2 separate regions of the Mus musculus genome follow, and region 2 is linked to region 1. The links are chromatin loops, found by intact Hi-C in ENCODE. Cell type or tissue: heart. All regions are shown on one strand.

Region 1 (8,000 bases):
AGCACAATAACTTTTCGTACGCAAGTGACACAGAGCACCTTGCTAACTTGTTCTGGCCTCAGCTAGACCTCTTTGCCAGTGGCTCTCAACCTACCTAATGTTTGCTACCCTTTAGTACAATGCCTCATGCTGTGGTGATCCCCAACCATAAAATTATTTCCATTGATACTTCATAATTGTAATTTCGATAGTGTTGTGAATCGTAATGTAAATATCTAATATGCAAGTATCTGATATGCAACCCCTGTGAAAGGGTCATCCAAACCCCCAAGAGGTTGTGACCCACAGGTTGAAAACCACTGTTGTATGGTGTCTGACAGAGATAGCAGCACATCAGGGCCAAGAAAAGAACAGACCAGCAGGGAGGTCACACTCCCTAATCTCTGGTCATTCCTAGACCATCTCATGCTCTGCACCCCTGACCTCTCCTGAATGTTCTTCTCTGTAACTCAGATTCAAATCCTTCAGGGACTTCCTGGAAGCTTCCCCAAGCTACAGTGACTTCTGGATGTTCCTAAGCTCCACTGACCTTCCACATTGAAGACTTACGTTCTTATTACCTAGCACCATCATTACCGATGGAGAAGGAGCCACCCAAGAGCCAGCCTTATCACAGGCTGGACACCAGAATTATAGTCATTTAGGGTCCTGCTGCTTGCTTCACCTGGAGTCTTCGCTCTGTTTTTAAAACCATTACACTCTGCCAGGCAATACTTTCCCCAGAGCCAGCTAAGTGGAGACCTTAAGATGGTTTTAAATCACAGGTTGGAAACACACAGCAAAGCTGCCGAGGAGAGGGGTAAGGAATTGAAAACGGAAGATGGGGGGAAGGGGCAGAAAACAGAGGAGGAGGGAGATCAAGAGGGAGAGGGAAGAAAGGAGGGGTGGAGAGAGGGATTGAAGGAGGGGTAGAGGAATAGGAGGAAGAAAGGACTGGGGGTAGAAGAAAAGAGGAAGCTTAAAATGTATAGCATCAACAGGGCCTACTGTGGCTGAATATGGACTACAGCCAGCCTGCCAATCAAGTTTTAGAGGGTACATTCTAGGCTGTAACAAGTAGTCCCATTGGGAGATCATCCTATGGAGGGTGTGGGGAACATTTAGAAGCTGTTCACAGGAGGCCAGTGCCCCTGCACAGCAGAGCCAGTCACCCTGGGAGCAGCCCCAGATCAGGACCAGATCTAACTCTAGGAATGGCGTTGACAGGAACTTGGGAGGTGACAGTGGGCAGGCAACAGAGCCTCTGGCTTCTGTTCTGTGAAACAGGACTGGTTATCTTCAGAGACAAGACAGGGATGTCTTGTGTGAAAGTCTAGTGAGCATAGAAACCAGGTAGGAGCCAGGAATGTGGGCAATACTCTGAAAGGAAGAATGAGTGCAGCTAGGGACCAGGTCCCCCACTTGCATGACTGGTGGGGTTTGCTGGGGGACTCCAGGTCTATGAAGTAGGAAGGCACAATGGAATGAGTGAGGGGAGCATGCATAGTGCAAGCAAGGCCAGGGATCTAGGGAGACTGTGGAGAAGTCCGCAAGTGGGAATGTGGCCACAGTCACAAGCTCAGCTTTCTCCTGAGCCTAGAGTCTTCCCATGAATGGCATTACAGGCACATGTTCCTAAGGTTTCTTCAATCAACTCAGGCAGTCTCCAGCCCCAGGGAAACATGGCAGCTCCAGTGACCGAAATGTGGAAGGACTAGAAGATGCAGGCATGACCATATTCAGGCCCCATGACAATTATACACAGACTTGAGAATACCCCACAAGTACATGCTCATATACATATATATGTTATATTTGTATGTATATATCTGCATGTGTACATGCATGTTATATGTATGTGTATACCGTATATGTATAATGCTTGCATGTGCATGCACAGTGTGTGTGTGCACATGCGTGTTGTGCACATGTATGTCACATGACATACTCTCCTTCCTCTTTGATGTCCTCAGAGTCAGGAACACTGCCCTCAAGCACTCACAGGGTTTGTAGCAGCCTTGGCTTGTACCCTGTGGGCAACCGATCCCAGGAGAGCAAAATGCCACCTTCTGCAAACTCAGCAAAGCCTTGGGGACCCTCACTGGGCTGATGGTTTCATAACTGCAGATGGGTGCTCCCAGGGGTCAGAGTCACGGCTGAACTGTGTCCATGCCTCTCCCCTAAATAGAAGTCTATGTTCTCACCCGAGACTAGGAATATGTTACCTTATATAGTAAAAGGACTTTAAACAAGTTTGTTTAAGTTAAGGGTCCTGAGACGAGGGCATTGCCCTGAGTCACCCTGATGGCAACAGTGTGAGGAAATCTGAGGGAAAGAGAAGGGTGACCACAGGTCCAGATGGTGGGTGGAGGAAGGGCATGGAATAGAAGCATGCATGAACCACCAGAAGCTAGAAGCACCTAGCAAGTGGATCCCCACGAAGCCTGAAGAAACAAACTAACACACCTTTTTTTTCTAGAAACACCCCCTTCAGTCAGCTGACCTCTCCAGAGAAGTGAGGTAATACATCTGCATGGGTTTCAGTCACTCACAATGTGGTGGACAACATAAAGGTGAATAAACCCTGCTTATGGCCCCCTTATGCACACCTTCAAGAACCTCTGATGGCCTACCCAAGAGGTGGTGGGCCCTAGGGCAGAGAAAAGGCTGAGCACTGGCCAGTGGGAAGGAGGCTGAAAAGAGTCGTCATATTCTTCATTTAGACGAGGTTCAAGAGCAGGTGAGGCATCAATGGGAGGGAGGTCTTTTTAAAAGAGAGAGTATGATGTAGCTCAGGTAGCCTTGCCATATAGCCAAGGATGACCTTGAATTTCCGATCCTCCTGCGTCTACCTTCAAGTACTGGGATAACAGAATTCCACTACAGTGCCTAGTTTCTGTGATGCTGAGTGAGGATCAAACTCAGGGCTTTGGGCATGCCAGGCAAGCACTCTAGCAACTGAGCTACATCCCAACTCCAAGAAGCTGGGTAATCTCTTGGGAGTGGATATTAACCAGGGAGGAATGGGAGGATGTCTTGGTCTCTGAGTGGATCTGAGATGCCCACAAATGTCAAATAGCTTCCCACCACCCTTGAGTTCTTTTCTCTGTGCCAGTCATCCTCTAAACAGATGACTGTGGGGAAAAAATAGCAGAAAAGGCTTTCTCAGCCTTCTTCCGTCTGTGCTCTCCCCTAGTTGCTGATTGAATGTTCAGGGACTTCCTGTGCAGAGGAGCCTGGGATATACCTTAGGTGGGCAGCACATGGGAACTGTTGGACTGGTTTGTAGCAACCTGCACTGGTCTGGTGGTCTCCTCATCCTCTCTGCCACCTAAGAAGTGTTAGGCCCAGGAAGAAGTTAGGGCCCAGCCCAGGGTCAAGACAAGTAGGCAAATAAATATGTCAAGGAATAAAATGATGGATGACCATACGCCAGCTAGATGGGAGCACGTTCTGTGTCATACAAACGGGGAGGTGGTGTTCCCATGTCCTTTTGGCTGAGCACCCACGTGGCAGGGAAGGAGCATAAAGAGGTATTATCAGCCTCCAAATCCTACTGAGATGGGAGGTGGCAGGGGTCACTGGCAGGCTATCTTCTCATCCGTGCTGGCCCCTTCCCACATAGAGTGCTTTGCCTTCTGCATGGCTTGTGTCCCAGGTCCCCAGAGAGAGAGGCACAGACAGTTAAGGACTGTTTGAAGATCTGCAAGAAACCACAGGAAGAACAAGAATGGAGAGCCTTGCCCATGTCTCTCCTTTTCAGGGGCCCTGTAATAGAGACTTTCTCTCTTGTGGATTCAACTCTAGAAAGAGCAGGGGGCGCGGTGTGGGTTCAGCTCTAGAACCTCAAGGGGGCCCTTGGCTGCTACTCTGGGATATGTGTATTCTTTCCTCTGTCCCTGCTTCGCGGCTACCTTCCCAAGCTGGAGAAGTGGAAGGCTGCGGTCTGAAGATCCAGGAGGGCGGTGGCTCCTCCGGCAGCCACGCCCACTTCAAGAGAGATGTGCTGCAGCTCACACCCTCCCAGAAATCACTAGGCCGGAAGTGGACTGAGCTTGGCCAGATCCACAATGGGCGGTGGTAGGGGGAGGGCTGGAACGTGCAGCCTGACACCTGCACCCTAGAAGTTTGTACACGGACAAGGCAGCCGCTCTTTCTTCTCAGCAGGGGCTTGGGAAACTCCTCCCTTCTCAACTCTCTCCCTCTCTATAAGCTTAATCAAGGCCACTGAGCTGAAGCCCCTGCAAAGTGAAAGTAACCTGCCTTGCCCGTAGTAGTTTTGCATAGCTACGTGAGACAACTGCTTCTCACCGCCCCCGCCATCCTCGCTTCCCCCTTCCTCCCTATCCCCCCCTCCACCCCGTGCTGCTGGCTGGGGTGTTAGGGTGAATCACTGTCCGACTCAGATCCCTCTTGCCCATTTTAGAGAAAGAAAGCTGAGGTAAAGAAAAGGGAGGTGAAATTGAGGGAGTAAAGACACCATAATCTTGACATGTGGCAAAGGAATTGAATTTGTAACTTTGTTTCAGCCAAATCTATTACATTCCAGAAACTGAGCTACCATGACTGCTAAGTAGGTACATTTCAGTATATATATAGGACATATAGGGTCCCACACCCTTCTTCTCAAGTTCAGATAAGTACGTTAACACAGCCAGGAACTGGAAACCAACAGAGATGGGATTTGAAGCCTGCTATTCTGAGGCTGGATTCTGGAAGTTTCCTCCATCAGTGAACTACTGTCAAAGGTATAGGATGTGCGGTTTTTGCTCCGGTCTGGCTCTCCTCGCTCAGCGCTTAGACTGCCTTTGCGTCTGGGTACCGGGATGCCCCTGGGGAATGGTGGGCTTAGGACGCTGACTGCCAGGTGGAGGAACTGCTGAGAGCGGTGCGGGTGGGGGTGGGGTGGGGAGAGATCTAGATAAACTGCCGCTAGATGAGAGATTCCCAGAGCTCCACATGCTGCAGAGAGGAAATTATCAGGACTAGTCATAGGACTTGGGGAGAGGCTAGGCTGTACAATGCTGGCTCAACAAGGTGTTTGGGGTGGGGTTGGAGTCTAGGCCAAGAACTCCGGAACGTTACCACTCTGCCATTCTTCCAGGGAAGGGCCCCACACACAAGGTAGCTGGAAGCAAGGATTCCTCTGTGGAGCTGAAGGTGCATGGGAAAACCCCCACCCAGGACAGCCATCCAGTTTCCCTCATGACTGAGTACTTGGTAGCCAGAGAATGATGGGCCCACTGCTTAGTTCTTAAAACTGCAGCAGACAGCAACACACCCCCACCTTGTCAACAACGTTTCAATGAAAGTCACAGCCACAGGGTAAGTGCTAGGCAGGTACCTCTGCCTTCTCTCCTGTCCCGTTTTCAGAGAGGGTAAATTCTCTAGAGGGGAAACAGCTTCTGTTTTTAAATACTGATTCATTTTGGAGAAAGCTAAAAAAAAAATAGTTTTAGGAAGCTGGAGAGAGAACTCAGTGGGTTCTAGTGCTTGTTGCAAATCCATAAAGACCCGAGTTCAAATCTCTAGCAGGGTGTGGCTGGACAGGACACCCGAAGTCCCCACAACCAATGTCCTCCTCTGGCCTCTGCATGGGGATACCTCCGTGCAGCACCCGCCTACACACACACACACACACACACACACACCCCATTTCAGTCTAGTGGAGTGGTTCTTGAACTCATAAGGTAGAAGCAGAAGATTCAGGAATTCAAGGCCATCCTTCACTGCATAGTGAGTTTGACGCCAAAACTATAGCTTGCCTCTACTCCCAGACCAAAAAAAGCAACAGGAAAGAGATTTATTTAGAGAAGGAGCAGACCTCAGGTAGAAGCCACCCACGCTCTTCCTGGCATGCCCTCCTGGGTTCCCTGATTCACCACTGACACCGTCGTCTCACAGTTACTTTTGTATAAAATGTGAATTGATGTGACTGGCAGTCTCTTTCCTCCCTTCAGAAAATAGGCTTCCGGAGAAGGGATGTTCTGGACTCCTGCTAACCATAGAAACTGCAGGGTCCAGATTGTATCTGGTACATAGTAGGCAGTCCGTAAATTTCTGTTTGATGAGTGAATGATAGCTGCTGTCACAGTAATAACAGTGCGAAGAACTGACTAAAGAGAGAAGAGCAGGCAGGGTGTCTGGGGAGGGGCTCCACACAGACAATGTCAAAGAAAGAGTCACCTAGTAAGGAGAACAGTCTGTGAAGCCACTCTCAGTAGGTTTGTAAGATGTCACCCATGATGACCCACAGCTTGGTAGCTGTGGCAGCTGTTGGCACCAGTGACTTCCTGCCTTTTCCTGTGTACCAGGCACCAATCCCTGCGTCTCTCCGCCCTGCTCCTCAGTCCCTGTTTGAACTGGAAAAATGGTTATTGGTTCACCGCTCGAGAATACGATCACTACCACAATTTAAAGCCGAATTTGAAGCAAACTTTAATTAAATACATGCCAGGAAGATGGACTCTGGCCAGGTCTACCCCTTGGTTCCCAGGAAAATGGTCACAAATCACTTTTTTTTTTTTTTGCTGGGACTTAAAAGGTAAAACCCATAATTCACCACATTTCCCACCAGGTCCAATCAAGGGCAAGCATACATCTTGATGTATTTCCTGCCCTTGTACCTTCTGCCACATTCGATCAAGCAAATCTGGTGCAGACAGGTCAAACAAATGTAGGGACAACAGGAATGTATTCTTCACTACAAACAGAACTCATCTCATAACCTGCCAGGCATATTTCGCCTGTTTTGGTCTCCTGGATACTCAAAACTCATCACTGCAAAGATCTGGAACCTTTCAGAGTCAGAGTGGAAGGGCACCCCAAGAGGCAGGGTGCAGTAGTGCTGCCTGCTTTTGGTGGATGCAGAGGCCCAGTAGGCACAGCTCAGGCCACCTGGGCCAATTGAGCCAGACCCTCTCCATAAGTGTATCACTGTGTTGGTCAGTGTTCCAGAGCCAGGAAAGGCCATGTTACATCCTCCAACATCACATTCTAATTGAGTGATCTTGATCCATAAGAGTCCCTATTCAGATATTGGCTTTCTACAAGTTCTGGCACACATGAGCATATATATGTGGGTGAACACACACACACACACACACACACACACACACACACACACACACACACAAGGTATGTTGGTATGTTTTGCCTAATGTGGTTAATATGAATATTCATGATTTACATGCAAAATCCCCCTTTCTAGATTTAGCCTGTTTCATATTGAATCTGGAATGTAGAATGTTCCCCCTAAAGGTTCATGTGTTGAAAACTTGGGCAGCAGATGGGAGTGTCATTCAGTGGTTGGTCGGAATGTCAAGATGTGTGTCTAGTTAGAGGATGTATATAAGCCCTTGAAAGGAATCTCTCTGTCTTTGTCTCTGTCTCTGTCTGTGTATATGTGTGTGTATGTGTGTGTGTATGTATGTATGTGTGTGTGTGTGTGTTTGCACAAATGGAGATTGGAGAATGTCTTAGTTAGAGTTTTACTGCTGTGAACAGACACCGTGACTAAGCCAACTCTTATAAGGACAACATTTAATTGGGGCTGGTTTACAGGTTCAGAGGTTCAGTCCAGTATCATCAAGGAGAGAACATGGCAGCATCCAGGCAGGCATGGTGCAGGAGGAGCTGAGAGTCCTACATCTTCATCTGAAGGCTGCTAGCAGAATACTGACTTCCAGGCAGCTAGGAATAAGGTACTAAAACTCACGCCTAGAGTGGCACACCTACTCCAACAAGGCCACACCTCCAAATAGTGCCACTCCCTAGGCCAAGCATATACAAACCACTATAGAGGATAACCTTAGGTGTTGGTCTTAACCTTTTGACTTATCTGAAGCAGTTTCTTCCTTTCATTGTGTGCACCAGGCTTGTTGTACCACAGTTTCCAGTGATTGTCTCTGCCTCCCACATCTCTGTAGGAGTGCTGAGATTAGCAGTAGGAACTACTACATCCGATTTTATATAGGTTTGGGGGATTAGAACTCAGATCTTCACAGTTGTTGTTAATCCCA
Region 2 (8,000 bases), 55 kb before region 1:
CAAGCTACCTGCCAAACTTGTCATATGATCCCCCCAACCCCATACTGGGTCACCAAATCCTCAATTCCTGTGTGCAGGTGACTCTGAGCACGTTCTTGTAGGCAGTGTTGGTGGGTGGGAACATCCTCGAAGCCAGTACTCTTACTGCCACCATCCCCAGAGGAATCTGACACCCACAGCGAGTACACCTGGCCCCAGGTGAAAGGTCTTATGACTAAATCCGGTCCTACCAGAACTCTGATTGCTCCGACCTCCTCCCTGGCCCCCAGGCAGCTGTGGGCCTGGATTCTGAAGGAGTGATACAGACTTAATCACCAGGTGAGTAACCCTGGCCGGCTTCTTCCAGCTGCTTATTAATAGAATGGAGGTGTGTGTGCTCAGTGATAGTCTGGCTATTTGGGAAGTAGAGCTGGCTTGCTGTTCAGATTTTTGTCAGCTGGATGAATCAGGCTTAGGCCATCCCCCTTGGTCCTTTTCCAGTGGAAGACTTGGCGTGACGTCCCCAGAATACTTCACTTCCACAGCAAACTGATGATTTCACCTACCCCTTCCTGCTGAGGGATTTCATCCGTTCCCAGGCTGGCTGGAACAAATGAAGGAGTCCTGGGCCTGAAGCCTAGGAGCCCCTGATAATACGGTCTAACGTAGTTAGACTTCAGTCTTAATGCCTTTGTAATGGAAATACCAAAAGAAAAACTGGCACAAAGTTTGTCACCAACACCACTGTAATGGGTATGACTAGGTGGCGGCCAGGCTGGCACTGCTGTCATGAACCCCGGAGGAAACTGTCCTTTTACTTATTCATTTACTTTTGCTTCTTTTTTGGAGATTATAATATAATGACATCATTTCTCCCTTCCCTTTTCTCTCTTCAAACACTACTATATACCCATCTTTGCTTTCTTTCAAATTCATGGCCGCTTTTTTTAAAAGTTAATTCTTGTCATGTGTATACATGTATATACACATGTATTCCTCAAGTTAACCTCAGTCTGCACAATATTACTCGTATCATATGTTTTCAGGGATAGCCATTTAGTATTGGATACCAGTTGGTATGCTCTCTCCTGGGGAAAACTATTTTCCCTAGCTCTCTGTATTTCTTAGTTGCCTGTAGTTCTTTGGATAGGGTTGAGACCTCGTGCGTTTCCTCCCAACCACTTGAGCAAGTCTGTTGTGCTTTGTCTGCTTGTGGTGAGGCTTTATGAGTGTAGCTTCTGATGCTGTGAGGAGACACAATCCCACAGCGTGCTTCTTGGCCCTCAGATACTAACAGTCTCTCCTCCCCTTCATCTTTTTCTGTGAATGCCTTTTCTTGGTGTTGTTTCCTATGTCCCTCAGTGAAGGCCAATGACAGATCTCTGAGGGATGATGACGCACTGCCGTGTTCAAAAGTGGACTTCATCTGTATTTTTAGTAGAGTCTTTGAGAAGAGACCTCCACCCAAAGATTAGAGTTACAGAGCCCCAATGGAGACACAGCCCTTGCTGGCTTTTGTTTCAGTAAAACCAGAGGCATGAAAGATGTGTGCCAAGAATACCAGAATAGAAGGAAGGAAAAGGAAAGTGGAGACAGAACCACCCTGTTCTGGGATGGGGCAGGTTCCCAGGTGCTATGAACAACTAGGTCATTTCTTCTCCCTTCCATAGTGAAATAGAAGAGGGTTGCTATGTCCCCAGCCCCCTCTCCTTGTCTCCTGAGAACCCCAGCAAGCATCCTTGAGGACCCTTGGATACTCTCTTCCCTGCTGCATAGTCCTGAGCCCTTAGGAAAGCTGGAACACTCCTCTTGGGCACTCAGAGAGAACTTGGCACTGAGTCAGCAAAACATGGACACTCATCCACACCAACTTCAAGGAAACAAAGAAATGGAGGTTATCTGATTGGCCTTTTGTTGTTTATGGTGGTGGTAGTATAATGAAATTCTGGAGGCTGGGTATTAGTAAAGCAAAACGATTATCTTGGCTCAGAAGTTTGGAGGCTTGAGGGGTGGGGGAAGGTATTCGTGAAAAACGCCTGCACCTGCGTAGAGACCGATGCTGTCGTGGTCTGTGGGTACACAAACATGGAAGAGCACACCCTGCTTTCAAACAATCTGCTCTGCACCTGGGTACAGGGCTCCACACCAGTAATTCCGTCATTAAAGATGTGAGGCAGATGGACTAACAAAAGTTTCCAGGCAGCCTGATATAGTCTGAGACCCTGTTTCAACCCCAATCCCCCAAAACGAACCAGTCTGACCCAGAGGTAATCAGGCCAGTCCTATAGAGCAAGAATCTGCTCCTTCCTACAAAATGCCAATAATCCATTCTTAAGGTTCTGTTTCGAGATGCTGCAAGCCTTTGGATGCTATGAGTAGTGGAGACCCTTCCATGAGACAGGGCTTGAGGGTGATTCTGGGTCCTTGGGAGGGGAAACTACCATGATTAAGCACCTCTCACTAGGCTCCTTCTCAGACATTGTATTCAAGACTGAAGCCTGGTCATAAGTTTGCATGGATATGAGCCAGTCACACCATAGCAGATATTTCTTAAACACCAGGCTTGGAGGCCTGAGTTCCCCATCCCCATCTCTGTAACAGTGCCCTGCACCCCTGTATGAGACAACCATCAATACATGAGGTCCACACGGACAGGGGAGACTTGAGGATGTAGGTGCTACATGAATAGGGTCTTGGGGCCAGGAGAAACTTCTGAGCCAAGATAATCGTTTTGCTTTACTAATACCCAGCCTCCAGAATTTCATTATACTACCACCACCATAAACAACAAAAGGCCAATCAGATAACCTCCATTTCTTTGTTTCCTTGAAGTTGGTGTGGATGAGTGTCCATGTTTTGCTGACATGAGCTGCCTCATGCAACAACGCTTAACTCAGATAAAATGAAGAGAGAGGTCATATAGCCCCATAGTCCAGGTAGCCATTTGCTGCTGGGCTAGTCAAAAAACACACTGCTATTATGAAAGAAAAGTTTTACTAATCTACTGATTCAAGGGCCTAGAGAATTCTATCTAGACTGACTCAGAGTGATTCCTTAGTAAGCTCTTCAGGGTGGGAAGGCAGATCAAAACAAAATACTTTATCCCGTTAAACAGAGGTGAAGGGCAGTTCCTGATTCAGGGGCAGTTTTATTTCCAGCCAGTTAAGGTTGAAGAAGAAGCCTATAGAAGATGAGATGGGTACATGAGGGAAGGAAGTGTATGGAAATCACTTCCTGGAGTAGGAGGTCTAGACCACTGTGTTCTCAGAGATCGTTCCTTCCTTCCTTCCATAGGGACATTATTATGGGTGGAGTCTCTGCTGTCCAGGGGTCTCTGAAGGCTTTCTGGGACATCGCATGGTCAGTTCATTTTCTGTTCTAAGGTCTGCTCTGCCAGAAGGAGGCTCTTGGAGAAAAACCTCCTGGTCAGGAGAATGTCCCTACACCCTCCTTGGCCAGCGTGTTTGGTAGCTCTGTCAGCTTGAGTCATCAGCCTCGAGTCACCTGAGAATAGCCTCAAAGAGGGATTGTTTATATTGTGTTGACTTGTGGGCATGTCTGGGAGGATCTTAACTAAGTTAATTGATGTGATGTAGGAGGACCCAGTCCACTATGGGAGGCCTCACTCCCTAGATAGAAGGTCCTAAACTCTAGAAACGTGGAGAAATTGAGCAACGCATAGGCAAACAGGCAAGCAACATACCTGTGTTCATTTCTCTCTGATCTTGACTGTGGATGTTATGAACAGCTGTCTCAGCTTTCTGCAGCTGTGACTTCTCCCAGTGATACAGAAGTGGGAACTGTGACCTGGAAAAGGGAGTTGAAATAAACTCTTTCTCCCTTAAGTTGCTTGCTGTCTGGATATTTTATCATGGCAGCAGACTGTATCAGTCAGACTACATGTCATAGAGTCTTAGTAAATGTTGGCTTGAAATGGCTGCCTCTAGCCTCCAGCATGGCTCATGGCAAAAACCCATCTTCTCTGGGAACCCCCCAGATTTGGACGCAATCCTCTTCCACGATTTCCAGATGGCCCTCTTAGCAGACTAATGGCCAAAAGCTGAGAGCAAAGCAATCCAGAGAGCTGAGCAGAACTCCACATCTGGCTTTGCAGTTATAAATCAGGGAGCTGTGTGATCGATGACCAGGAACAAAGAAGGGAGGGTTTAGGTGGAAAGTTGATATCCTATACAGAGCAAGAAAAACCCATGTTGGAATTTGGAGTCAAAAGACCTCTCTGGCCTAAGGTTTTTCTCACCAGTGACTGGAAATGGTGGGGACAGTGACGGTGACTGCTGAGTAATCTGCATGGGTTTTTAATCAGGATACTGAGGATCCTGTAATAAACAAGGGCAGGAAAAGCCCTTTAGAGAGCACTCCTATAGGACAGTGTGGAGTGGAGCTCCACTTAGAGACTGTGGGCCCTGAGGGGAGCCAGACTCTGGTGGGTAGGCTGACTCTGAAAGGTCAGAAGGTCACCTGGTTTAAAGGTAGATCTCTTTCTAAACAATACTCAGCCTCAGTGTGCTGTGCTCTCAACTTCAAAACAACTCATCTACCTCTCTGGGTGCAGGCTCTGAGTGCCTTGGCAGCTGAGCTACAAAGTTTGCTAGCTGCCAGCTCCTTGGGCAGGGCCAGTACCTTGCACTGGCTTGCCTGTGTGTTCCCTCACGTCCCTCTCGTCTGCCTCGTTCCCCACACAGTCTGCACAGCCTCCTGACATACGGATAACCTCTGGCCTGAAGCCAGGTGCGTCTGGTTTGGCTGCCTGCTGGGCGGGTGGCTGTTAGCATCCCTGCCCCCACCCTCAAAAGAAACCTATCATTTCCAAACACAAGCATCAACTAACAGTTTAGTTCTGGTCTTAAACATTTGTAGTTCAAGGGCCTGGGTAGTTAGATCGGTCAGTAAAGTAGTTGTAGGAGCATGGTTGCTCATGCTTGTAATCCCAGCAGTGAGAAGATAGAAACAGGCAGATTCCTGGGACTCATGGACTTGATGAGCCCCAGGCCAATAAAAGAGAGACTATCTCAACAAACAATGTGCATGGTATCTGAAGAACAATACCTGATGTTGTCCTCTGGCCTCCACATGCACATGCATATACATATCCACATACATGCAAATGCATGCACGCAAACACACACACACACACACAGGGAGTGAAGCACACACATGGGCATCCAGACATCATAAATCAATACACACAGAGACACACAGCTTACTCTGCTATGCAGGGATTTTAGCCTGGTCTCTTCCATTGAACATTGGGGCAGCCTTCATTCAGTCAAGCAAGACAATTCTCCAATGGGGTCCACTACTATGAACAAAGTTTTCTGTCCTACTGAATACCAGAGAAAGGGACTATAGGATGGGTCATGAGTGGGTAAGAATACCAAGTTGGGTGATATCAATTGGCATAATTATAGTGTGTGACCACTATAGTGAGAATTTTTGGTTTCTTTGAAAACATTGTAATATTATAAGAATATGTTTTTGTTTAAACCCCAGGTGTGTGATATGGGGCTGGTTCAGATCACCTACATCAGCAAACTATGATTTGTCTCATGCTCTAGCAGGGACATGATTTTGCCAGCAGCCGATAGTTCCTGTGACTTTGTGACATTTGGAATTTGGGGGACTTTTCAGAGGATATATAAATACTAGTGCTTTGATTGGTGTATTGCTGGTTAGTGATTGGTTACTGTCTTGTTGAGATTTGTTAAGTAGTCATGCACAAAGAAGAAATAAGAAGAAGGAGGAGGAGGAAGAAGAAGAGGAGGAGCAAGAAGAGGAGGAGGAAGAGGAGGAGGAAGAGGAGGAGGAAGAGGAGGAGAAGAAAAAGGAGAAGAAGGAGGAGAAAAAGGAGAAGAAGGAGAAGAAGAAGAGAAGAAGAAGAAGAAGAAGAAGAAGAAGAAGAAGAAGAAGAAGAAGAAGAAGAAGAAAGTTGTTGTTGTTGTTGTTGTTGTTGTTGTTGTTGTTAGATATCCTGACAGCTAAGATGAAACTTGCCCCCAAGGACCTAGATGCCCATAATCAGCAAGAAGTAGCCTAATGATAACGTCACCCTCTTTTCCCTCTATCTTTTCTTCTCTCGTACCAAGTGTTAGGGGATTGAAAGGGTAGAATAAGGATAGAAGAAAGAAGAACCCACAAAGTAGCCAAACGTCCAGCTACAGCCTACAGAGGCTAGACCCTGCACCAAGAACCTTCCATACCTGGAGTCTCAGAACAGTCTGATTGTATACAAGTGTCATGCTAATTGTCAGCTCCTAGCGCAATGGTGACTAAGTATTTCCAGTAGTGGTGTAATCATCAGAATGCATTTCCTGCAGTTCTTAAGTCTGGAGTGCAAGGTCAAGGCTTCAGCAGTGCTGGTACCTCCCGAGGCTTAAGGATAGCCCTCACTTCTCACATCTTCAAGCAGCCTTTGCTCTTGAAGTACCTGACAGTATCCAAATTCCATCCTTTATATACCCCAATCCTATTCGATTAGCTCACCTCATTAACTTCATTTTAACTGAATTTACTTTTGAAATAGCCCCTGTCACATTCTGAGGTCCTGGGAATTAGACTTCATCTCATAAATTTAAGGGACACAGTTCAGCTTATATCACAGCTAGGAGAAGAGAGAGCCCAGATTTCATCCCACGTTGGAGCCCCCAAAGTCCATGCATTGCCTATCACAGAGAGTTCCTCCACAGGGTGACAGTGTCACAGAGGTCTGTGACCCTGGGTCTGGAGAAGGATGCCTGTGCTGGCTAGTTTTTATGTCAACTGGACACAAGCTAGAATTGATTTTAGAAGAAGGAACCCCAACTAAGAATGTGCTTCCACCAAATTGTCCTATGGGAAAAGCCTATGGTGCATTGTCATGCTTGGTGATTGGTGTGGGAGGTCCTAGCATGATGGATAATATTACTCCTGAACTGGTGGTCCTGAATACTAGAAGGAAGCAGGCTGAGCAAGCCATGGACAGATAGCCAGTAAGCAGCATCCTCCATGGTCTCTGCATCAGTTCCTGTCTCCAGGTACCTGCCTCGAGTTCCTACCCTGACTTCCCTGCATGATGGACTATAAAGTGCAGGATGCAACAAACCCTTTCCTCTGCAAGTTGATTTTGGTCCTGATGTTTCATTACAGCAATAGATATCCTAAGACAGTACATAGTCAAAGCAAAGGCTGTCAGGAGTTGTAGGTTTCTGTGAATAGTGCTGCCCCTCAGAGTTCCCCAATAGCACCCCCATGTCTGAGTATCTCAAAGTCCCATGCTTTGATGCTCAAATTGGTATTTTGGTATCTTTTTCCATAGTCAAGAAGGTCAGTGACCTTCCCCTCTGCTCCTTTGCAGCAGAAAAGCAGACAGGATGCCTAAAAGACAAGGTTCCTTTCTACCCAAGCCTGGTAGACTCCTCCCCATGGATTCTGAAGAACAACTACGGTTGGTGACTGTAATCTCTAAGAGGAAGAACAGATGGAAGCGCCTTCCTTTCCTTAGGCCCCAGAGACATCCTGACAGAGTCTAGCTGAGCATCCTACTGGCAAACATGTCTGGAACAAAGTCCCAAAACTGTGATGGACCACCCTAGGCTTCCTGAAGCATTGGGAACCACCAGAGCTACAAAGCCAACACTCATTCAGGACAGATGTTGGTCACTCTGGATTCTAGGCGGGGGAGTCAGAGGAGTACAGGTAAGCCCTTCATGTGGATTTGTTTTAAGAATAATGAATACATTAGTAGAAATGGGCAGATGAGTTCCTAACGCCCTTGTTTTGTGATCCATATCACTTAAAAGAATCACAAATCTTCATTCATTCTCCCGCCCCTGGCGACATTTGACTTTTAAGCTCATTCGAACCTGAAATAAACCATGCTTCTTGATGCCCTTACAATGTGAATGTATTTTGACTAATTAATCAGAAATGGTTGAAGGCTTCCAGGAAATATACTTAAAGGAAAAGAATGCATCTATTAATCTACTTCCTGCTTAACACTGGTAAAGATAGGATGCAATGGTTAG

Evidence for each region. Peaks named below come from ENCODE experiments on the same cell type or tissue, not always from the same donor. Only the 100,000 strongest peaks of a DNase experiment are listed, where the experiment ranks them.
Region 2: it touches region 1 in a loop (2.0-fold over the local background); 10 of 42 quality-filtered maps call a loop at or near these places.

Annotation. Positions count from the first base shown.
Region 1 is chr15:67,035,527-67,043,526 of GRCm38, forward strand. It overlaps Gm31342 (a long non-coding RNA gene), which reads left to right and starts at 4,067. Exons shown (of 3, transcript XR_384160.3): 1 at 4,067-4,727; 2 at 5,084-5,304; 3 at 7,543-7,582. In heart, a CTCF peak has its summit at 6,811; DNase peaks (open chromatin) are centred at 4,025 and 4,925; H3K4me3 peaks cover 1,562 bases; H3K27ac peaks cover 1,765 bases.
Region 2 is chr15:66,980,323-66,988,322 of GRCm38, forward strand. It overlaps Gm2895 (a long non-coding RNA gene), which reads left to right. Exons shown (of 3, transcript XR_875396.3): 2 at 7,331-7,671. Among named protein-coding and RNA genes, the nearest start is that of Gm2895, 15 kb to the left of the region's middle. In heart, no CTCF peak of the experiment used is centred here; a DNase peak (open chromatin) is centred at 4,689; H3K27ac peaks cover 1,330 bases.